Regions from separate parts of the Mus musculus genome. Here regions 2 and 3 are each linked to region 1. The links are chromatin loops, found by intact Hi-C in ENCODE. Cell type or tissue: gastrocnemius. All regions are shown on one strand. Region 1 has its middle 66 kb from the start of Gm40302. Region 2 has its middle 220 kb from the start of Gm40302. Region 3 holds the start of Ppargc1a (peroxisome proliferative activated receptor, gamma, coactivator 1 alpha).

Region 1 (8,000 bases):
GGAATATGGAGTGGACAAGGAAGGCTCTGAGAACACCACATGCCATTATGTCTCATGGCCACTCTGTCCCCACGAAGTCTTCATCATGGGGACTCTCAACGTTCCCTCTGTTAATTTGACTATCTGGCTGAATGACGTTTTAGGGGAAAGGTCAGTTAGCTTCTTTCTCTCTTTTTCTTCTCCTTTGGTTTTTAGTTTGTGGAAGAGTCCAGACAGTTCATGTACTGGGCTTTGTCTGCCACGTTGTGCTCTCTGAGTTCTCTCTTCTACTCTGTCTGAACACAGTCAGAGGTAGTACAAAGAAGGATGTTGTGGATATGGCCCCAATAAAGTTTTATTTGCAAAAACAGAGGGTGGGCCTGCTTTGAAGACAGGACAACAGTTTGCTAACTGCCACCCAAGGACATTGCTTTCATCCTTTGGCACTCCTGCTTGGACCTTCCTTAACCTGAGCAATGTCTGCACAGCGACTCACTCAGCCCCTTCTTATTTATTGACTTGCTTTGTTCTACACGTTCGTTTTATAAGGGACTCTAGGTCACCATTATAGAAAAGTGGTATTATGTGTTGCTAAGATAGAGTTACTGCAAGTTAACAGCAATGAAGACAAAGCAATCCGGTCATGAGCTGTTATACCTTCCCCTTCTCCTCCTCCCCCACATCTTCCACTTTGTTTGCCTCTTCCTCTTCATTTTCTCATAATAAGATCATTTAAAATCAGTCACTCAGAATGGATGATTGTCTCTTGAACATCTCAGAAGGATGTAGTGAAGCAGGTACCGTCCTGGAGGCTGGATGAGAAAGGGCTGGAGCAGGGAATGGCTTGCTCTATGAAAGAGTGGATCATAATATAACAGCGAAGAGGGATTCTGGCTTGGGGTTTGGATCGAGAATAGAATATACATTAAACTTGAATTCCAGATTGCATTAGTCAGGGTTCCCTAGAGTCAACAGAACTTATGGAATGTCTCTCGATACTAAGGGAACTTATTGTGATGACTTACACTCTGTAGTCCAATAACCTAGCAATGGGCAGTTGTGGATTGGAAGTCCAAGATCAGTCCCACAGGCTAGTTGTTTAATCTGGTCTTTGTATAAACTTGAATACTGAAGATGTAGATTCCAACAGATGTGCTGGCAAGTAAGTGCTAGCAGTTGAAGAAGAGTGAATCTTCCTTCTCCCAGTGTCCTTATGTAGGCTTCCAGGAGAAGGTGTGGCCCATATTAAAGGTGTGTACCACCATGCCTAAATCTCGGACTTGCTTTGTCCCAGGCTGACCTTGAACACAGAGATGTTCTTGCCTTAGTCTCCTGGGATTAAAAGGCATGTACTACCTTGCCTAGGCTTAAGCTTTCATGACCACTATACCTCAAGATCTCCATGCCAAGATCCAGGTCAGAAACTTATGTCTTCCAGCCTCAAGATCTGGATCACAAGTGAGCCCTCCAATTCTGCATTGTAGTTTACTCCAGATAGAGTCAAGTTGACAACCAGGAATAGCCACTACACAGACCAATGATCATGTTTTAGTATAAATATACCCCCAATATTAATTATATTGGAGCATGCTTCTACTAAAAAAAACATTTGTTTTTTAAATCTGAAAGTTGAACTTAATTGGTGTCTGACTTTTCTTTTTGCTGGATCTGGTGCTGTAGTCTCAAATGTGTGTTTCATGGTGGGGAGTAGGCATCACATGTAGAAACCCACATTTACAATCCCAGTAGTGTCATAAGGAGAGACTTTGGATGCCAGTCTCTCCTTGTGAGGGAAGTTAGGGCTTTCATAAATAGGCTGGAAGAAGCTAGCCCCATTTACCTGGTGCATCTAGATACACACAGCTAGATGATGCCGTCTATGAAGCAGGAAGCAGGTCTGAGGAGACACCTGACTATTCTACCGTGATTATTGGCTTTCTAGACTCAGAACTATGAGATGTGATCCTGGTGTCTGTATGCTGTCCAGTCTAAGGTGTTTTGTTATAGGAACCTAAATAGCCTGAGACACCTGGCAACAGTAAAGGCTAGTTAGTGGGCGGAGGAGGGTTGGCGCACTGGTGCGTGCAGACAGTAGGCACGGAAGCATCATCTGTTTACATGATAGATCCCACAGAGGGTCTCTCGAGAGGACAGATACGCTGATCTTTCTTGGAAAGCTTGGGTCAGAAGTAAAGGCAGATGCCCTGACTTGGCATCTTAGCCAGAAGTCTGTGCACGACCGGGTTCTGTGCAAGGAAACCACCGGAGGGTTAAGAGGGAGGCGACGTGGCAGGACAGAAATGAGTCTTTGAATCGACTTGGTGTTTGCCTATTTATGTAGCTCCATCATGGCCTCCAGTGCCCTGGAAAAACAATCAAAGGAGAATTTAGAGCTGTTCTCGGATTGTCAGTTTTTCATCTAAAAATGTTAATGTACATTAAACTTTTAATTAAAAAAAGCATATCCCATCACAAACTATTTTTAATATGGAATATTTAGCGGCGATGCGCACATTCTGTTCTGAGCTCCAGCAGGCTATTAACCAGCATAATTTGGGTTTTAAAAAACGAACTGAATTAGGTTGTGTACCCTCAGGTTAAGCCCCAAACAAATCACATTATTTAAATTGACACCTCGACAAGGTATGTACATGTTTTCAGTTGTCCTCTGCAGGGTGAAGCTTCGATTCTGTTGTGATTGTCTGATGGCATCAGAAATGCCAGGGACTGACAGAAACATTTATGGAAAAGAGAAAAGAGGAATCTCATTACAGGTCTTTAGAACCTTTAGACTTGGTCTTTTTTTTTTTTCTTGAAAATAATTTTATTTATGTAATTTCAGGCCTGAGAAATTTGAAAGGGCTCAGGGTTGCCTGGATTTAGCTGTAAGTAACTGTGCAGTCGTGAGCTCGCATGAGGATGCATTTGGACATGAAAACCTAAAGTTGGCAGGATCTTTTCTCTCCTCTTTTGTCTCTCCTGGTTGATTTGGGCGCGATTATAATCAGGAAATAGTTTGAATGTGCTAGGACCCTGATGATTCCTAATTCCGGCTGTCACGTGCACCAGCCACTCCTGCTCCTCCTCGGGAAGAACTGAAGAGGCAGCTGATGCAAGTTGCCTTTTCAGACCGAGGAGAACTGGTGCACGCCTAGCTCACCTGGCCACTAGGTGGCACTGCAGCCACAAGGAAGTGTGGTCACAGTTACATAGTTCGGCTGTGCCATTAAGGAAGTCCTCCAAGGCTCAAGATGGGAAAAGGACAGCCTGTGTGTCTCTGACCTCCCTGGATGGCATGGCTCTTCGGAGCTTGCTGCATGCTCCGTGTGTCAAGGCTGCTGCAGGCAAAGAAGCTTATTTGGTTAGGATGTGAGGTTTGCCATCCGTGCCATGGTGTGCGCACTTGTGAACATTGAGGATTTGTTGGGACCCGTGCTAGTTGAAGTGAGAAGTGGGTTCTGAGCTGTAGTCTTTGCTCCAGCTGGACGACAGATGGTCTCCTGACCCTACCTTTTTCTTTGGTGTTTATGTACTGGAAATGTTCTCTTCACAGCGACGGCAGAGTTCTGGAAGCTGGGAAATGTCACAGCATCTCTCTGTGTGCCAGCCTTCTCCTTCCAGTTGTTTCCTCTGTTTCTAACCACTGAGAAAAATATATTATCTTCCAGAGGAGTGCTTTCTACTTTCCCTTTTACAAACAGAAGTGGAATATGTGAATCCTAAAAGCCTCATTCCTGCCTCAAAGGAGATTCTAGTAAGAGTATCAAACATTAAAAAAAAAGAGGAAAAACAATTTGCTTTCAAAATACAAGAATTGTCAATTTTTTAGCAATTTGGACAGGGAATCAGTAGATTTGGCCTAATTGGTGAAAGCTTTGCTATTGATCAACATTGAAAAGTGTCTGGTGAAATGAAATTTCCTATCAAAATAACACTAGGAAAAGCTGCTTAAGAGTTCTCCCACAAATAATAGAGTAGAAACAGCAATGGCTGTGCCTGTTGAGATCCTACTATGTGTCAGACAGTACTGTGTAGCCTAAGTCTGTGAAATGGCTATTATTATTTAGCATGTAAAGACATGGCTGTGGTCTTGAGTCAGCCCCTGGCTTGGGCTCTAATGGCTTCAAAGCTCCATAGAGAACTATACCTGTTGGTTTGTGACCCATGTGTGTCATTGTTTGTGAAATGGCTTGGTAAGGGGACATGAAGGTAGAGACAGTCAACACTGCTTCTCATTGGAGCCCCTGGGTTGCTGTAGAGACTGGCTTGTTCATAGTCGGACTTCAGTACACACTTGTTCAACCCACAGATAAAACTACCAGGGAGCTGGGTTATCTCACGGTGTTGAAACAAACGACTCTGTCTGCTCTGATGTGTAGAAGACTGGGATAGCTTCAGAGATGTGTGTATCTTTCCAAGTTGGAAGGATGGGGACTGATTTGATTTCAGTCAACCTATCCTTAGTCTTGAGCTCACTGGGGTGGCCAGTATCACTGAATTACAGCATGAGGCACGAAGACTAAGAACCTTCTAGAGCCTTGGCTGCTAGAGTCCAGGTTGTCTGATTTGGGTTAAAGGGTGGTTAGTGAGGTTCCATGGAGAACGTTAACTCTTAAAATTTCAAATCTTATATATAATGAATAATAGCCACATTTTAAAAGATTGATGTGATCCACATTCCTAAAAAAACAAAAAAACTAGATAATTAGCGTAATTTGGAGGGGACATGAGAAATGAGAGACATATAGAATCTATTTCACTTAAAAATATCCATGTTAACAAAAGAAGACAAGAAAACAGGAATGAGCTTGCTGGGAAGAAAGGGGGAGTCCAGGGAGAGTGGATAAGAGGGGGGAGAATATGATCAGAATACTGCGTATATGTAAGTGTATATGAATGCATGAAATTGTGAAAATAAATAAAAAGTTTTAGTTACAACAAATGTTCATTCTAGAAAAATGAGCGATTATAGAAGAGCAGACTGAAATAAGATAAGTCACCATTTTTGTTGAGAGTTAGAGATGTACATCATAATGTATATAAATATGTTTATATATATACACACACACAAACAATATATGTATATATTGTTGTGCTTATGTGATTTTAAAGAGAGATTATGCTTTGTAATTTGCTTTTGAAGAGCAATAGATTGTATACATTTTATGTGTCAGTAAATTATTACCATGTCGTAATTTTTAATGACTGCAGAGTGACCTACCAGATGAATATATCATAATTTATTTCACCAGCCCCAATTCTTGGCCCTTTGGATGGTTTCCAGACTTGAACTGCAATAGAAACATATGTCAATGAAATATCTTTTACTAAGTATCTTTATGCAGTTGGCCTTGACCCACGTGGGACCCAAGCAGGTGATTAGGGAAGTTAGCCGAGAGGTAGAAGCTGGTCACCGACCACCTCTTTTGGCCTCACCAGTGTAGGTCACAGAATATATCTGGTGGCAGTGACCACTGTGTCTCAGGGAGACTTCTGGGAGTCCTTCAGGAGCAGAGCAAAGCTATGCCTGGAAAGGAAGCCAAGTTCAAAACAGGCCGATCCAGTGAAGTCCTTAGCCCTGCAAGTGGGACTCAGACCATGGCTCCCTCTCTTGCTTTTCTTCTCTAACATACTATCTCCTCAGTTCCCTTCCTGGTTTTGTGACCTTTTCCCTTTCATTTCTTCCCTACCCAACAGTTATTAATACTTCTTCACTTCCTGTCTTCACATTTCTCTTCTTGTGACTCCCTCCCTGTTTGAGTGGGTTCATCTCTCACCGCCTGTTAACTCTGGAACCCCAGTCTCCTGAGTATTCTACTGTCTACCAAATGCTGGGCATTCACATTCTGGAAGCTTCTAATGGGAGACACTGCTTTCCATGGGCTAAGATTTTTACTCATCTGGTTCATTGCTTGTTACACTGTTATCTCTCAAACCTTGCCAAGTCTATCCAGCGAGCTCTGCGTGTTTGGCATCGTGCCCTTGCCTCTAGGCACCACCTCTTCCCCAGTTCTTACTCATGTCACCTTTTGCCTGGGTGGTTGCGGTGGCCCCATATGGTCCCATTGCCTCCCTGCCATGGCCAAGGTATCTTGCACAGGCTTGGCAAACTTATCTTCCCAGATAGGTCACTGGACTGTTCCCTTCAAGACTCTCAGTAATTTGACCTCAAAGTACCTCCTGGCCTTGGCTACCCTCTTTTTCAGAGTTAAGAGTCTAAACCAGTATCCTGATTATGCTAGGCAAGGGCTCTCTGCCTCTGAGCTACAACCCTCTTGGTCCCATTTCTCTAATGTGTCCGTCATAATTCAGCCCATCTGAGCTCCTTTCTACACTCTTTGCTCATGATTGTCTCCGAGCTGGGACAAGGCCTGCTTCTGCCTTTTAGGATCTTAAAGCACAAATGTGACCTCTTCCAGGAAGCCTTGCTTGGTTTCTGAAGCCAAAAGTGACTGGGTCCCTCTTGCACATCCATTTGCCACTGACCTGAAACATATACTGTGGCTAGATTGCTTTGTGGCTTAGGTCCCATTTCAGACTTTAATTTCTATGTGGATAGGAATCTGAATCCTTCTCCTCTCAGGTCAGCCTCCGTCTCTCTCTTAACTCAGGTCTTACCCCTATTGCACGTTCTCAGAGACGACTGTTTTCGCAGATAAATGAATGGGGGACTTAAGGTACTTTATCTCAGTGTTTGTTGGGCACATAACCACACTATAAAGCAAACTCTAAGGGCTCCGTCTTGCGCAGCACACCCTCCTAACCTGTGTTTGAAAGAGCAGTTTTCTTCCTGGGCCTTCTCCTCGAAACATGTCCTGGCAACACGTGTGAATGGGATTCAAAAGTAGCTGCTCAGAAGGCCAGTGGAATTGTCTGGAGAGTTCTACTTTTGTAAGCGGGAACCCTTTTCTCTGTCCTTAAAATACACTCTGCCCCATTCCTAGTGGAAAGGTCACAAGACCAGAGCCAAACAAGTCGGAAACAGTTGGCCTCTGCTACCTAGAAACCGTGTAATCCTGGGCAACTTTTGTTACTTGTGACAAAGTGATGACTACCAAGTTACTTAAAAATTGCGTTTGGCTGTTGGTCCCAGACATTTGAGATGGTGACTTGGGAATGAAAAGATTTATTTTCTTTCTTGTAATAGTCTGAAGATAACCCAGAGTTCCTAGGAAATTGTGACCTCAGCTCTTACTATTTTTTATTTTTATTTATTTATTTATTTATTTATTTATTTATTTATTTACTATTTTTGCCCTTGGATACACACACACACACACACACACACACACACACACACACACACATTGTTCATATACAAGGTGGCCCCACAGGCCAACATGGCTGCATGAACTCATGTGTATTTTTCTTAATAATAAGAACACAAAAATGTTTTCCTTACAAATTCTACCCAACAGCTTTAGTTTAGTGATGACTCACTGCCTGGTCCCAAAACATAATAAAAATATATAGGGACTTTAAAAATATCTATCCTTAGCCCCAATGCAAATAAGTTAAATCAGAATGTGTGTGGCTGGGGTACAGAGTCAGTTTGTTTGTTTGTTTGTTTATTTATTTATTCATTTATTTATGAGACAGGGTTTCTCTGTGTAGCCTTGGCTGTCTTGAAACTTACTCTGTAGCCCAGGCTGGTCTCAAACTCATAGAGATCCGCCTGCCTCTGCTTCCCAAGTGCCAGGATTAAAGGCATAATCACCATTGCCCATCTCAGAATCAGAATTTTGATAGAACACCCCAGACGATTTGCTGATACAGTCAAGGCTGAGGACCACTGACCTAGGGAGAGTATGTGCTTATTCATTTCAAGTCAGGACCCCCCCTCGAGAGGGAGAAGGGACAAATGAGTAAACTGAGCTTGGGACAAATGATATAAGCTGAGCTTATCCCAGGTGAACTCAGAGGGTCAGTGAGCAGAATTATCCCTCACCTTGCCCCCATCTCTCTACAGTGGCTAGACACACAGCTTTAATCTTCCTCTATCCTGGAAAGAGAGAGAATGG
Region 2 (8,000 bases), 160 kb after region 1:
GTTTTACTTCAATGTCCACATCTGCAAAGTGGGGGTAACACAAACCTACCCTCTGCCTTTCAGGTTTTTTGCGAAAATCAGTGAACTAATATTGGTAAAATTGGAGCCCCATGGATGAAGGGTACTTTGTAAGTATAACACATTCTTGTCATGTTCTTCTCTATTGCTCCAAACTGCAAATACCAGATGTCTGCTTTTGCTGTATCAGGAATTCAGTAACACCATGTTTCACACCCAGATATTGACAACCTGGCTGTCTTTGAGGAATTTAATGTTTCTGACCTCTCAAATGTTTTATCTACATGTTGGATGTAGAAAAATACATCTTCTTCTATAAAACTGTAAATTTATATAAAGTTGACTAGATAATTTGGAATAATAAATGCCTACACAGTGTATCAAAATGCTGCTATAAACTCTTTATATAAATTCCAGGTGTTTTCATCTTTCTCTCCTCACCAACCCCCCCCCAACCCCCCCTCCCCATAAGCTGCACTGAACTTGTGTTTAAAGCCCTCAGTTTGTATTTCAGAGGAGGGGCTGGTTTCACTATGGGTGAGTGACATGTCGATGATAAATGCCAACTAGATGGTTTGCTAAGTATTGTGTTTCCAGACTTGTGGAGAGGAGAGGAGAGGAGAGGAGGACAAAATGAATGGTGAGCTGGGTATACACCACCCTTCTCATATCATGTTAGTGTTTAGGTGACTTAAAGATGCCTCTTACCCATTAGATGGCAAAGGTTTCAAAGCCACGTAGCCCCAGTGTGGGGCAGAAGTAATGATTGTTCCTCCAGCAGCTATTTCACTTGAGTTTCTTGTTGTAATAGTACCATGAGGTACCTGAACCAACCACCATCCTAGAAGTGGTATTTGACCAGGGCCTAGCTGGCTATGTCCCCACTACTTAACCCATGAAAGTTTCCTTGGAAAAAGTAGATGGTACCCTTTAAAAACCCCTAACCTAAAAGGATTTAGAAACTTCCTGGGGTCCATTTTAATGCTCAGTGGTAGGATTTAAATATGAAGTTGTAGAGCTTATGTCTGTTGGCTATTTCTAAGGACTCCATCCCTCTACTGCTTGAGCACCCCCAGAGGGGCAGACATTTTACTAACAGCGTCATTGTTTCGGAGTTGATGACAAGTCTATCCTTTATGTCCCTTCCCTGAATTGAATCTTAATTTTACTGTCTATCTCCACAAACAAACACACAAACAAGCATCCCCCCCTTAAACATGAAACCCTTTCAAATATTTATGGTGGCCCCTGCAGGTCCGTTAAGGGTAGTCTCAGGTTAATTTCTATCCATAAGGGGACTCATGGTAACAGTCCTCAAAGCCTGCCCCTTTGGAAAGGTTCTCATCTGTTCATATCTTTCTTAACAAGCAGTACAGAGAATTTACCTTCTCCAGGGCCCATTCTGCACCTCAGAGTCAAGAGAGCTAGTCAAAGGTGGAAGAGAGCTACCGCAGAAGATACCGTCCGGAACCAGGTGTGCCCTCGGATTGCTTTGAGCATCAAGATGCAAGGCTCACAGCCCTCTGTGCGGTGCAGATGACTGACAGGGAGAAAGTTGTTTTGGTTAATAATACAATCTGCTTGCCTCCTGTAGACACAGCAGTAGCTTACTAATTCGTTAGAAGTGAATTAAGGTTGTTTACTGATGTTTTAAAGTAACTGTCAGAGTGGGAAAAAAAAGTTCATGCTAAATGAGACCACTCACCTACTTCAGAGTTGTTGTTTATCTTAAGCCGGGTGCATAAATAATATATTGAGATCCAAAGGGTGATCTCAAGCATTAGAACACGAAGCTTCCTGTTTACCAACTGTCATTGGGCTGAAGAGAATTTAAACAGCTCTGAACCTTTTTGTCTGTGGATGCAAAGCATGAAATTAACTTTCATTTCATAGTTAGCAGAAATCAGGATGATGGTGTCTTGTTGTCCTGTCTCCTGCCTATCGGGATCTTTTTTTTTTTTTTTTTTTTTTCTATGCAAGTCAGACTTTGGCAGCAGCATGTTTTTTATGTCTCCTTTCAAACAAGACCCCTCTATTCTCCCCCACAAAATAAGCAGAGACCTGTCTGAACCAGTCTGTTGACTTTCCCTAGATAGAAAGAGGCATAGTGGAAATATGCTAACCTGGCATCCAGGGGTTCAAGTTCTGAGTGTTGGTGGGCCTGTCTGAAATCCCCCCTCCATCAGAAGATTTGGAGTAATAGCATATACTTCCAGTGCTTTGTGGGAAGATGGTGAGACTCTCGTGAGGTCATTGTGATAGAACTTTCAGGTGTCATAGGTAAGTGGCTTGATAATAACTGCTAACACTGCTAAGGCTGGATGCTAAAACAAGTGAATTATATCTCATCATATCCCAGCTGTCCTGTGGCATAGGAACTGTTACGATCCCAAATCTTACCACTCCCAAACCAAAGCAGAGGCAAATAATATGGCTTATCTCACCCGTTCTGTGACTAATTTCAAAAGGGAAAGTATCAGAGTCCAGAGTCTGTCTTCTATTGTTACCTTTTGGGAAGGAAGGGCCGGGTTTTCCTCTGTGAGATGATACCTCTTAGTCACACACAAGGAAATGAGACATCACCTCTAAAAACCTGGACCACATTCAGGCTGAGAAAATATAAGAACAGCTCTCCTCTTCATCATCAGGGAGAGTTCCTGTTAGGCAGGGATGTAGCAGACTGTATGGGTTAATTATGTTTTATGTGTAAACAGCCTGGTGATTCTTAGCTGAAAAGCTCTAAATGAAAAGACCTATTACTTGTAAATGCTTCCAGAAACAAGAAATTTGATTCCCTTTCTGTCCCCTTAAACTCAAAGTGTGATAGCCTATTTGGAGTATAGGGAGAGAGTTAGAGAATGAATAGAAGACGTATGGAATGTTTAATTTCGCATGATTGCATTTCACATTTGCTGTAGCAACGGAGGCATCAGAGAACACCTATTTTTGATGTTTTGATGGTGTGCTCCAGGCTTTACAGCCTGATTTATGAACTTTGTGGGGATAAATTCTTATTAAGCAAATGAACAGAAATGCATTTGTGTTCACATCACTGAAAGCATGCAATTTGTACAACCACTTTTTAAAATTTCTATTTACACTATAGTCATTGGAATTTCAAAAGAGAAAAAGAGCCTGAAGCAGTTCATGGGAGAAAATGATGTGAATTTTGTGGACATTTCTCCCCCCAACCCCACCCCTCGACGAAATATGTTTAGTTTGTACTGGGGTTAAATTTGGATTGGCAAACAGTGAGGGTCTGGCTTGCTTTATATTTCTGAATGAAGCAGTTCAAAAATAGAATCATTTCTATAATCCAGAGGAACGGATGGACTCCTGAGAAGTAATCAACTAAGGGAAAGAATAAATTTTGTTCTTCCAAAAATTGCCTGAGTCTCAAGCAACCGCGGCTGTGCTTTAGCGTTTGTTAATACAGTAAGATAATTGCATAACTAAATACACTATGGAATTCCAATAATTGGAAACTTGGTTTCCTCGTCACAACACACAACTTGCTGATGCTGAAAAGCACAGGCAGTATTTTCAAATGCGAGGACCATTCTCTCCCGGACATGTCCTCTGCAGTGTTTTGCAGCTCCTGTTGCGGTTCTGGAGACTCGTCCCTTGTGGTTATTTTTAGTCCGTTGGATTTAGAAAGGTGAATTGAAACAGGAAGTCCCAAAGTCTGACCTGCTTGCCCAGGGCAGGCGGGTTGCGAATTGCTTCTCTGAAAGTCCCCTTGGTGATATTTAGATGAAGTGACCTGAACGTGTTCAACTCAGGAAGCTCCATTCTGTGTGTCCTTGGGTGGTAGCTCAGTGGAGCCTCCTGGAGGTCAAATCTGGTATGGCTTCTTTTTGTGTGACTGATAAAAATAGCCTTTTCTTTTTTGCTTACTCGTAAAAGGAGAAGTTTACTAGTCACATCTTGGTGTGAGGTCTATTTGAGTTAATATATGGAAAGACCTTAGGAAGCACAGGTATAACATAAGTCTCTAATAGACAGTGGCTATGGTAATCAGGCACTCTAGGTTAAGGCTTCATATCTATGCGAACTATAGCAAATCCTGGAGGAAAAGTGAATAAAGAGACTTAGGATCCACCATTCAAGAAATATTTGTTGACTCCTCAGGTACCACTCTCTCCTAGATGTCAAAGAAACAAAGATTAGGTAGTATGAACTCTTGACTTGCAATAGTTCAATCGAATTGGGAAATAGGCAGAAACATCTATACATCTATAATGATCACGACGGGAACAAAAAATATTTCAAAATGGCGCCTAGTGAATAGCAGAGATATTTTCGATGGCAGGAACTGGCCTATCTCCTGTGTATCTTGTTTCTCATAAACATACAGTCTGGCTTCTTACCCATTGGTTTGGAATTCAGATCGGTGTAGGAGCACAGAGCAGATTTCTATCACTGGGTACTTACATAGCACCAAGTGGACTCACTGGGTGAATGACACCAGCAAATTTGGCTTTAAGGAGTCAGGAGTGGTTGCCACGGGCAGTTTGTGAGTATAGATGTATTTGCTTTTGTTGGCTTCTAGGGTAAGCCCTAGGCAAGTGAGGTGCATAGCTACTAGACTACTAAAGTGACTGTCACCCTAAGGATCAGATAAGTGCTTCCTTAGTCTTTCTTCAAGCCTTCAATGCTTCATGTCCTTCACCGTGACCCACATCTGGTTGAATCCAGTGGCTTCATTCTTGTTCATGTCTGACTGAACTTTAGTTGTATATATGTATAAACTCCCTTGCCCCCTTTCTTTTGAAGAACTTGAAACCTACGGAAGTTGACAGACTAGCCCCCAAAGAGACTTCTAACCCGTGTCTACCAACCTGCTGATATTGTGTCTTTTTTCTGCATATACAACTGTGAACCTTGCTCTGATTACCAACATTGACATCTTCCCATCACATCGTAGCTTCCAAACGACCTTTCCACCTTTTGACTTCATATCCATAATGTCGAATTTACCTCCTAAATTCTGTGTTTCAAACTTATCAGTGTTGGAAAGAAAGTCAATAGCAACATTAAAAGAACTTTTCTTACAATTAAAAAAAAAAACCCACAGTTTAAAACCTACTTCTTAAATCTTATTTTTAGATAGCATACCAACATCCTAAGAACGTGGTCAATATAAGATAACTAAAACTTAAAGGTTAGAAGATTTTTCTGGGATACTGTGACATTCTCTTCTACAGAGGAGATTTTTTTTTTAAGACAAATTCCCCTGACTTAGTTTTCACGCGAGCCTTTCAAAAGTAGATGGTAGTGTAATTATTAGTACAGAGATCACTGTTTCCCACAGTAGGAATATTCACTGTAAGAGGTGACTTTTCAAACACACCACAGTGGCTCTGCTGTAAATTAGGGATATAGTCTTAAACTGAAATAGTTATACTATGGTTTTGGACGACACCAACTAATTAATATGACTTCTCTTCCCCCTTTTCTGATAGCCTTGACCAGATGTTAAAAATAAGGTATCTGTCACAAAGTATGATCAGATGTGCCAGACACCTATTCCACTGTTCTTAGCCAAGGATGTGGGGAAGGTTGTGTTGATGGAGACCACGGACTAGGGAGGGACACCCTGGTGGTTCTCTCAGGCCCATAAAACAGCCCTGAGATAAGATGCTTCATTGTGGGCATCTGCTAACAGTTTGCAAGAAAGTGTGCTACAGCTACAGAAAAAAAAAAAAAAAAAAAACATTTTAGACATCATGACATTAGTTGGTAGAAGAAGAAATTGGAGATATTCATCCAGCCATGTCGGTTGGCAGTGAAAAGAGAGAGCTGTCAAGTTGAAGGGTGGGAGAGGTTGGAAAAAGCATGAAAAGCAGGCCTGAGAACAAGAGTCCTGCTGTATCTGGGAGTGTTAAGCAGGGTCAAAAGCCTGTACATCCCCTAAGGCTGTGGTTCTTAAATTGGAATGATTCCTGCCCCTTAACCCAGAGGTTCTGATTCAATAGATCCGGGAAGGGACTTGGGAGTCAGGGTTTTTAACAGTCACCCCCCCACACACCACTCAGAGAAAGCCTGCCCTGCGGTCATGTTTACATCACAGAACATGACAGTATTTGGTGTTGTTAAAGATGACCAGAGCTGTAAAGAAACTGTTTAGTCTAGTGTATTGCAAACCTTTCTCAAAATCTGGGAAATTTTAGAACGGTTTTGCTTTCAAAATGCGTAAAGTAGGAACAGTTACCCTGAATAATGGGGGTGGGTCGCAGGGCAGATAAACAGCTACAGAATTATATTACAGTGTAGAGTTACCAAGTTCCGGGGGTGGGGGGCGGGGGGAGAAGGGCACCTGATAGGGGAGAGCAGGAGGCTGCATCCAACTGGGCTATGGTAGAGGGAATTTATAATAATGTCAATGAAATGGGCACAGACTTGGGAGTCAGACACCCTGGGTTGGAATCCCGTCTCTCTGGTTACAAGCAGTGGGAACTGCTCTTTAAGCCAGGGCTTTCCTCATAGGGTCAGAATGAAGATTCAAGTAGATGACATGTGGGGAGGACTGAGCACAGCACTTCCTAGTTAATGGATGCTCAGGAAGTGGCTGCAGTCACTTTTGTGTTTAAGTTTTGCGTTGGTGGTGAATGTGTTGTTGAATGGCTCTGGCTTTGGTTGAAGCAGGAGAATGGCTCCAACTAATACGCCAAGGAGAAATCACAATGTCAGCAAACCCCGAGGGAAGGATGATAGACAGTCTTATGCTTAGTGTTTCCAAAAGGTCTATTCATATGGGGGCGGGGCAGTCTAGGTGGCACAAACCTCTTACAAATATTACTGAAGCCGAGAAAATTTAAGTTGCCCAACACCACAAAGCTAGCAGGGGCAGAGCTATTTTCCTGATTATTTTGCTATGCTGTTTTATTAATAATGATTCTACCCACAGCATAGGGAAAAAATGATGTAATTGATACTGGTGTCTATGACAATGGTAAAGTTTACAAGTAAATTTTTTTTTAATTTTTACAAAGTAACTTGATTTAATGAGCCATATGAGATGAAGAATGGAGGGAGGACGTCAGAGATGATGAAAGTCCTATGGGTGGTCCCCAGATGAACTGCCTGGGAAGTTCCGGAGCAATGAATGATAGTGGCAGCGATAGATGGGGGATCCCAGGGGACCTGCTATGTTGTGTCCTCTAACTCGCTGTCATGTGTAAGTAACAGCAATAAATTCTTTAACTCTGGATGCAGAGGAAATAGGCTCATCCTGGATGGAGGCTCAGGGAAGGACCTTGGAGCTTGAGTGAAGTTCATTTCCATTCCCCATGTGCCATTGGGAAGCACAGAAATCCCACATGGCCTTGCCAAATTGCAGGGACCTGGGAGACCAGATATTTTGATATTCTCTCCTCTTCTTCCCCCAAACACCCTCCTGTCCTTCTTCTTATTTTAACCAGCCCCACAGTTTTTATTTATTGTTCTCAAAGACAGATTTTTAAAGAAGTCATGCTTCAAGACTCAGAACATGTAGTACAACTCAATAGGCAAGTGGGACATCCCTTGCCTCCATACTGTTTTAATTTGCTTTATCCAGGGAGGCACCTGTGTCTACCCCAAGTCTCTCCTTCAGCTGTGGTCAGAAAATCCCAAAGCCCAGATAATCTTAAACCAATCTTTGCTTAGGCTTTTATATTTGCAGTAGATTTCCAGTTTTTAACAACCTGATTGAGGCTAATATTAAAGTGGGGTTTGGTTCCCTGAGCAAATGAGCACAGGTGTTAGTTCATAAATTGCAAGAAACCGTCATGGAGTCAACCCCAGCCAGGGCAAGGAGTGGCTGCACACCCTAATGGGAGTCGGGGTGTCCATGCCTCAGACTCTGACTCTGCAATGCCTTATCTTTGAGATGTTAGTCTCTCTCTCTCTCTCTCTCTCTCTCTCTCTCTCTCTCTCTCTCTCTTACACACACACACACACACACACACACGCAGACACATATGCAAAGACACACACAA
Region 3 (8,000 bases), 510 kb after region 1:
TTACATTAAGTAAAAATCTAATTGGCAAGAAAAATTAGTGTTTCTTTGTGGGAGTACAGAGTAAGGCTACTAATTGCATGTAGAAAATGATCCCAGGGTTGTCTCTCTCTCTCTCTGAATTAGAAAATTAAATGAATAATACCTTTCTGATGTTTGGAAGAGGACAGTTGTAGCAGTGAAGTATATTCACCTAATTTAGAATGTCAAAGCTGTTGGCCATCTTGTTCTGTTCACTTATTGACAAACTGTCGATTTCATTACCATATTCCCTGTCTACTAGTTGTGGACATCCAAGCAAACAGACCCCTTATACGGGGTCTGAAGCAAACAGCAAGCTTGTGGGCTTTGTGTGTGTGTGTGTGTGTGTGTGTGTGTGTGTGTGTGTGTGTGTGTGTGCACGCTCGCTGCATTTCTTTCTTTCACTTTACTGTATTAGTAACTGACTATATAAAGTCAGACTGAGAGAAGTCACCAATGTTTTCCTTCTAAGGGGAGAGAAAATAAAGAGCACATTAAATTAACCTCAGTGGAATAGGAGTTTAAATGAATGGTGCTTTATAAATTATATTTAGATGCATAGGGACTTTTTTCTTCTTCTAAATTACTGTCAAGTAAAGGAAATGAGCTGGTTTTTGAGTCTGTGGGGTTTGAGGTATTGTGAAAATATGTTTTCAAAGGTCCCCTGTGCATTTCTCACTGGGCCTGGAAGGGTTAAGTCTGAGCACCCAAGTGTTATGGAAAGTGCTGAGAGTTGGTTATGTCCTCTGTCTGTAATGTCACAGGAAAAACAGTGGCACCTGCATTACCCCTCATTGACTCAGGAACGACAAAAAAGTATTAGTAAGCAAAGCTCAAGAAATGAGTATCTCTGCTGATACCATTTCAGTGTTTTTCCTTCATTCCCTGGACATTCTTGATTTCAAAAACAAACTGTACAGCCCAAGGCACTAGGGTTGGAGTCCAATGTTTATTCAAAAAGGCACCCTGAAGCCATGAGGAAGACTGTGCTACATATGAGAAAAGAAATAAGGGGTGGGGGCAGGTGAGTAGCTAAGCTGTTTCAGGGATGGCAGCAGCAATTGTATTTTCTAGCATTTGTTTTCTGGGAGCCTATGAGATCCACGGAAAGAATCATGAGGGGGAACCCAAGAGTCTAGGGTGTTGTGGCTTGCTTGCTTTACAAGGAGCAAGGCAAACTGCAGTAACAGTTTAGGAGACTGCATTCTCTACTGCCAAGGAGACAGCTGATTTGGGGTAGAGAAATTTGTTTAGACCTAAACAAATGTGGCGGTTTTGTTGACTAAACATGGAAAGAAAGAAAGAAAGAAAGAAAGAAAGAAAGAAAGAAAGAAAGAAAGAAAGAAACAAAGAAAGAAAGAAAGAAAGGAAGGAAGGAAGGAAGAAAGGAAGAAAGGAAGGAAGGAAGGAAGGAAAGAAAGGAGAGAGAGAAAGAAAATCGGGGGTGTTGCCTTCAAACACTCCTCTAATAGGGAGGGAAAAAAAAGAATCTCATGAAAATGTATCACATGAGGAGCGCTTGCTTCAGTTCCAAGCTGAGTCTGGGGCTACTTGGAAACCATTTCTTAAAGCACACACATTTTAGGCAAGGGTGTAGTTACTGTGTCAGTAACAGGGGATCTTTGCTATTTGCCTGTTTTGGATGGAAAATAAATTTAAAAAAAAAAGATTGCAGGAGATTTGAGTTATTATGTGAGCAGGGCTCCGGTTTAGAGTTGGTGGCATTCAAAGCTGGCTTCAGTCACAGTGTGATGCTTGAAGCCTCCCAAAGGCCAAGTGTTTCCTTTTCTTTCTTCTATTTTTTTTTTCCTCTCTCTCTAAGCGTTACTTCACTGAGGCAGAGGGCTGCCTTGGAGTGACGTCAGGAGTTTGTGCAGCAAGCTTGCACAGGAGAAGGGAGGCTGGGTGAGTGACAGCCCAGCCTACTTTTTAATAGCTTTGTCATGTGACTGGGGACTGTAGTAAGACAGGTGCCTTCAGTTCACTCTCAGTAAGGGGCTGGTTGCCTGCATGAGTGTGTGCTGTGTGTCAGAGTGGATTGGAGTTGAAAAAGCTTGACTGGCGTCATTCGGGAGCTGGATGGCTTGGGACATGTGCAGCCAAGACTCTGTATGGAGTGACATAGAGGTGAGCTGGGGCTGAGTATTGCAGGACCGGAGCTTCTCTCAGATGCAATGATTCCTGGAGGGGGGGGGGGATGGGCTAGGGGAGAGGAGGGGACATAGAAAGTGGCTCAGCGGGAGCTTTTGGAGGGGGAAATCTCCATCTTATCTTAACTCCAATAAGTTTGCTATTTTAAGGTGGCTCGGAGATGCCTTGAGCAAATCAAAGCTTAGCTGCTGTCATCAGTATCTGTAGCAGTTAGAAACTCTTTCCATGTGCCTTTGGCTCTGTTTCTACTCATATGCAATATTTATGCTCTAAGATATTGATATGAATCAGGAGCTGAAGTCTTTCCAGTGTTCAGTGGCCTGCTTGGAAAAATGCCATTTCTATTTATAAGAAAATGAAGATAAACATTAAAATGAATTGTGTTAAAAAGAGAGTCCGTTTTGACTCTCGTCAGGATTTATCTTTTCCGCCCTCCTCTCTCTGTTCATTAAACAGAGAATTTACAAGACCCTAAATATTCCTGCTGGGTCTGAGTTAGGTTGCTTTTCCCACAGAACACAAAACGACAGTGCTGTTTCCTTTAAAACACTTGTGTGCGGCTGAAAGGGTTGGCTAGCGAGTTAAAAAAAAAAAAAAAAATCCCAGCCTTAAGAGACCAAAGCTTTCTGTTTGCTTCTGTGGCGAGAAACCGAACGGTTAAATCTCTCTACCACGGAGAGCTGCCTGAAGCCGGGAGAGAATGGAGTTTATGCAGACCGTGTGTGGAGCAGCTCACTGCTTGTGTAAAAATAGACCGCAATACATCAATTCCACAGTCTCTGCTGGCTACAATTCATACAGGGGAGGAAAAAACACAAGCAGTTTCCCCGTAATCTCTGGAGTCTAGCTGGGGCCAGAGGACTTCAGCGTGTTTGCATTCAGTACAATGGAATGTTCTCGGGGAAAGTTTGAGCAAGTTGGAAAACAAGTGAAACTTTTGTGGACTCTGGTGAGATGGACCCGAATTGAATTGCGCGGAGGATCGGAGCTGCTAACTAACAATGGTGCTTCCTCCCGGTAGCGGGGGCACGTAGGGTAAGGGGGAGGGTCAAGTGCCACACGTGATTTGATTAAATAAGATGTCCGTGTGGTGCAGTGATACACATCTAAAGTGAAAATGATTTGGCGAGGCCGCCTGCGAATGCATTTTTCCTATCTAGCCAGGCGTGCCCTGGGTCCTTAACTCTTTGCTGGGTCTGCAGATGTTGGCTCCGTTTGCTTTCCCTAGGCTTTGGCAGATCGGATTTGCAGGTTATAATTATTGTTATCTTGTGATTTCTTGGCAAGGCAGAATAGATATAGATAATTCATGTGTCCCTTGGCTATTGAAGTCAGAGTTCTAAGTGGATTCAAAGTCCTAATTGTTGGAGTAGCCAGCGTAACCCGTGGGTGGTTGTCTGGCTGGCACCATAGCTCTCTTCGAATCACTTTCATTTTTACCTCTTGGATCGTTCCGAAACTGCTCAGAGACTGAAGAGCTGTGATCTAAAGGAGATGAGGAAGATTTGCCTTAGTCAGAATTCCTGTGATTGTTTGCAAATAAACGCCATAGCCATTTATAACCATGGCTTTAAGTTTGTTCTTTCTTTGTTTTTCTTAAGGAGTTGGGGATAGGGGCTCAGCGTCCAGCCTTAGATTGAGTCTCAGTTAGTGCGGCATAGTAGACAGCCAGCTGCTAGAAACCCGTGCCTTCGAGCCTGTGGCTCTGGGAATCATTCCTGCCTGTCGAAATATTACAAGCAGCAGGTAGTGTGGGCAGCTTCCATTTTTTTGAATCATTAATGCTTGCTGTCATCTTCAAACCTATTATGTCCTTTCACACATAATGACAGGACAGTGTATTGGTTAATAAAAACCCAAACCACCAGAGCTACTCAGAGTCTCCTGGTATTTCACAGCTTAATGGAGGGGATGTACAATAAGGTTACTAAGATTGATAGAGACAGATCACCTGACACTCTTCACGAAGACTGTCATTCTTACCTGCCTCCATACCTCCCAGTTCAACTACTGTTTTTATCACAAGTTAAGTTTCTGTTTTTTATTAATTTAATTAAGGCTGCCAAGTCCACTGACTCTCTCTTCTCTCTCTCTTTAAAATTTACCATCAATGGCACCAAAATCTCTGAAAGGTTAATGGAGAATTATACTTAATTATAATGAATCATTATCATCCATGCAGTTAAGCTAATTTATTGTCTGCTTCTTAACTAAGGGAAAAGACTGTCTGTTGGGGTGAAATAACATACAATAATTAGCCTTTTGTGTTTAGAGATTGTGTTGGCCTCTTAAACCTTATTGTAAAAAACGAAGGCTACAGTTGTGAAATTGCTTTCAGAGTTGCAAAGTGGCTGTAGGGTATCTGTGTAATTGAGGCAGGACACACCTGTTACAGATGCACAGGGCAGCCATCAATATCAGCATGTCAGACAAGGACAGGTACTCGGCTCAGTCTGATAGGTCTGGCGTTGTCCAAGTCCAAATATGAATTAATCACAGAAGAAATTGCTTCTACGAATGTGTTTTTGATAAGTAGGATCATGCCACAGTCAGAAGCACTGATTTGATCAGAATGTCAACACTGGCAAGCATAAACACTATTTTGAGCATAGTGCAAGAGTAAGCATGAATACACACACATACACACACACACACACACGATTGGGAGAGGGTGGGTGAGGGAGGGAAAGCAAAATAGAGAATGCTAAAACAAATTAACTTTATGTGTTCAGTGGTTGTCAGAAGTTATACTCAAATACATATTTTTTTTTCCTTGAAGGTTAAAGGTTCTTTAAACTAGTCTCCCTTAGAGAGAGTGGTTAAAGAAAAATGGCAGAAAACTATCACCCAGAAAGCCATGCCTTCCGAGCTCTAGAAGTACCAGAGGCACACTGGGCTGGCTTCTGCTTTAGCTTTCCTTTGGATGCTCATTTTGGTTGTGGTTCTTCACTTTGTTTTTAAAGGAATCCTCCACCCATGACATCCTGTGTGTTGTTTGTTGACAAAGTTCTCCCCTCATCTCTGTGCTGACAGTTGAGGAAGAGTTAATAAAAAGGGGTTGTGCTCTGGGGATGTGTAGTGTGGATAAAAATGGAGCCTTGGGATTGTTACACCCATAACAAAACACTAACTCTATCTGGACAAGATCTACTCTTTATAGTCAGACTTCCACTTACAAACCTAGCTAGGTTTTCTGATCTCTAATTTTGGGCTCACTCAGATGTTACAAAGAAAATCCCAACGGGAAGAGAATGAATGCAGCTCTCTCTTGGTGTGGTTATGTGCCTGCCTTTGGGGATCCTCTGGGGCCTGGTGGTCTAGTGGGCAAAGCGCCATGATATGCAGACTCTCTTCCCTGTCTCCTTTCCCTGTGCCTCCTCCTCAGAGTGTAGCTTCAGATCACACTGCTGCATTCGGACTGTGTAATACAGTCTGCCAGGGATGACAGGGGAGCTCCAGAAATAAACTCTGCATAAAACTTATTTTATTCAAAATCTAAATGTCAGGGAAGTTTATCAGCTTTATGTCTTGCTGCTGCCTGCACAGGAACCACTATACCTTTTTGCAGACCTGGGGAAGCAGAGGCAGGAGGGCCTTGCTTCTCTCTGTGTGGGACTGCCTCGATTCAGACCGTTGGCTGGTGAGAGATGAAGTCTTGGTGATTCTACTGTCATCGTAAGAGCTTCTTTAGGGTTCTTTAGAGCACAGGCACTTGGCTCAACAGCTGAGTATCCAGTTAAATAGGAGACAGTCTCATTGGTAAGGTTCTGATAGCCTCAGAAGGCAACAGGTCAGGGGGGTTGGAAAGACTATCTAAACATGCATATATATATATATTGTAAAATGATCTAAAATAGTTTTCCTAATAAGTATTTAAACCTTTCATTATATTGAAATCATTTTGTATCTCTGTACAAATATCACTTTTAAATTCTCCGTAACTGTGGTTTTGACATACTTCAATAAAATACAAAATATAATCATGGTACAAAACTTCTGGTTTTTTTTTTCTTTCTTTTTAGGTGACAGGTCACCCCCTACCCAACACACACACACACACACACACACACACACACACACACACACACCTTGCAAAATATTTCTAGTGAAAGCTCTAAGGGTCACATAGAAAAATAATATGAATTTTGTTCTTTAACTCAAGGAACTTGCATTTGACCTGTTAAGGATGAAGTCAGGGAACTCATAAAAAGTCAAGTGAAAGTAAATGATTTAAATAACAATTCAAGAGAGCCAGAGATGAGCTAGAGGACTTGCATCATTAGTTGCTAAATGAATGATACAGATTATAATACTTACAGGGAGTACGCATGGAGGAAGTTTTCCTAGTCTAATCCTTGGGTTCTATTATCTCAGTGAGCAGTTTTTCATAGGGATATCCATTTTGTTTTGTTTTGTTTTGTCTTGTTTTGTCTTGTTTTGTTTTTCCAGACAGGGTTTCTCTGTATAGCCCTGGCTGTCCTGAAACTCACTCTGTAGAACAGGCTGGCCTCAAACTTAGAAATCCTTCTGCCTCTGCCTCCCAAGTGCTGGGATTAAAGGCATGTGTCACCACTACCCTGCAAGGATATCTATTATATCTGATGGTGACTCCAAGGTATAAATTCACTTGCAGACTTTTCTCAGTTCGGTCCTATGATAAGGACAGGATAAAACCATGGGCATAGTTAACTATAAGAGGGCTAAGGCTCATCAAGTGTAACTACCCCAGAGGTAGGAAAACTTCTTGTTAGTTTCTACCTGGAAGAATCAAGGAGGCCTTCATGGAAACATGGTACTTAACTTGTATCCCAGTTTAGAATTTGGATGGAAGAAATTAAACAAAACACCCCCTTGGAAGCCAAGGGCAAAAAGAATGGAAGGTGCATCCCGAGGTGATTAAAGCCCCAGAGGCCAGCTTTGGTGCTGTCATTGAATTAACCAGACTTAATTCCCATGCCATGCTACTGCTGTCTAGTGAATTCCTGCCATTAATAACCGCCGTGTCTGTCTTCTTTGCAGTGTGCTGCTCTGGTTGGTGAGGACCAGCCTCTTTGCCCAGATCTTCCTGAACTTGACCTTTCTGAACTTGATGTGAATGACTTGGATACAGACAGCTTTCTGGGTGGATTGAAGTGGTGTAGCGACCAATCGGAAATCATATCCAACCAGTACAACAATGAGCCTGCGAACATATTTGAGGTAAGCCTCTCCCCTGGAGAAATGAGCTTCTCTCTGACGGCAGCGGCTTGACTGATCTTCATGTCTGACTGATGTATGGGGAGCTGGACTCCAGCATGTAGGGGCTCTTACATTGTTGCCAACAGGAAACGTGTCATCACAGCTAGAGAGTTTCTCTTATGGAAAAAAAATGGTATTTGGAAAAACGGGGCTTTTTAGAATTAAAGTGCTAAGGACTACAGAGTGTGTTAAACTGTGTTGAAATCCAAAGGGTTGTGAAAGCTTTGGAGACAAGGAAGAAAAAATGTGTAAAGCTGTTTACTCCTCTCTGTCCCCAGAAAGGGACCCAAGAGCAAATGGTGCCTGATATGAATTAATACAGAAGAAGGCATTTCTAGTCACCAAGGGGTTAATGTCTATCGCCATTTGTTTTACCTTGTCAGTGAGCGGTTTTGATTATTGCTATTATATTATTGTTTCAGACCCCTAATTTTCTCTCATGATGGAAAATTTCTAAACTCAAAAAAAATCTAGTATGTACTTATAAATTAGTCAAAATTCATTTTCCTTTCAGTAGTGAGAATTACCTCCCAGACTCTAGACGCCTATTATGAGTCTACCCTATAATAAAGAATGTTAATCTACTCCTATTA

Evidence for each region. A loop is a pair of places that touch in the nucleus more often than their neighbours do. Peaks named below come from ENCODE experiments on the same cell type or tissue, not always from the same donor. Only the 100,000 strongest peaks of a DNase experiment are listed, where the experiment ranks them.
Region 2: it touches region 1 in a loop (6-fold over the local background); 10 of 42 quality-filtered maps call a loop at or near these places.
Region 3: it touches region 1 in a loop (3-fold over the local background); 4 of 42 quality-filtered maps call a loop at or near these places.

The regions. Positions count from the first base shown.
Region 1 is chr5:52,060,382-52,068,381 of GRCm38, reverse strand. It overlaps a transcript of Ppargc1a not described here. Among named protein-coding and RNA genes, the nearest start is that of Gm40302, 66 kb to the left of the region's middle. In gastrocnemius, a CTCF peak has its summit at 3,148 (motif pointing right); DNase peaks (open chromatin) are centred at 3,154 and 5,976; H3K27ac peaks cover 446 bases.
Region 2 is chr5:51,904,834-51,912,833 of GRCm38, reverse strand. It overlaps a transcript of Ppargc1a not described here. Among named protein-coding and RNA genes, the nearest start is that of Gm40302, 220 kb to the left of the region's middle. In gastrocnemius, a CTCF peak has its summit at 3,852; no DNase peak of the experiment used is centred here; H3K4me3 peaks cover 252 bases; H3K27ac peaks cover 885 bases.
Region 3 is chr5:51,547,880-51,555,879 of GRCm38, reverse strand. It overlaps Ppargc1a (peroxisome proliferative activated receptor, gamma, coactivator 1 alpha), which reads left to right and starts at 1,959. Exons shown (of 13, transcript NM_008904.2): 1 at 1,959-2,145; 2 at 7,189-7,368. The coding sequence starts at 2,098. In gastrocnemius, no CTCF peak of the experiment used is centred here; DNase peaks (open chromatin) are centred at 1,932, 2,931 and 3,201; H3K4me3 peaks cover 3,820 bases; H3K27ac peaks cover 5,089 bases.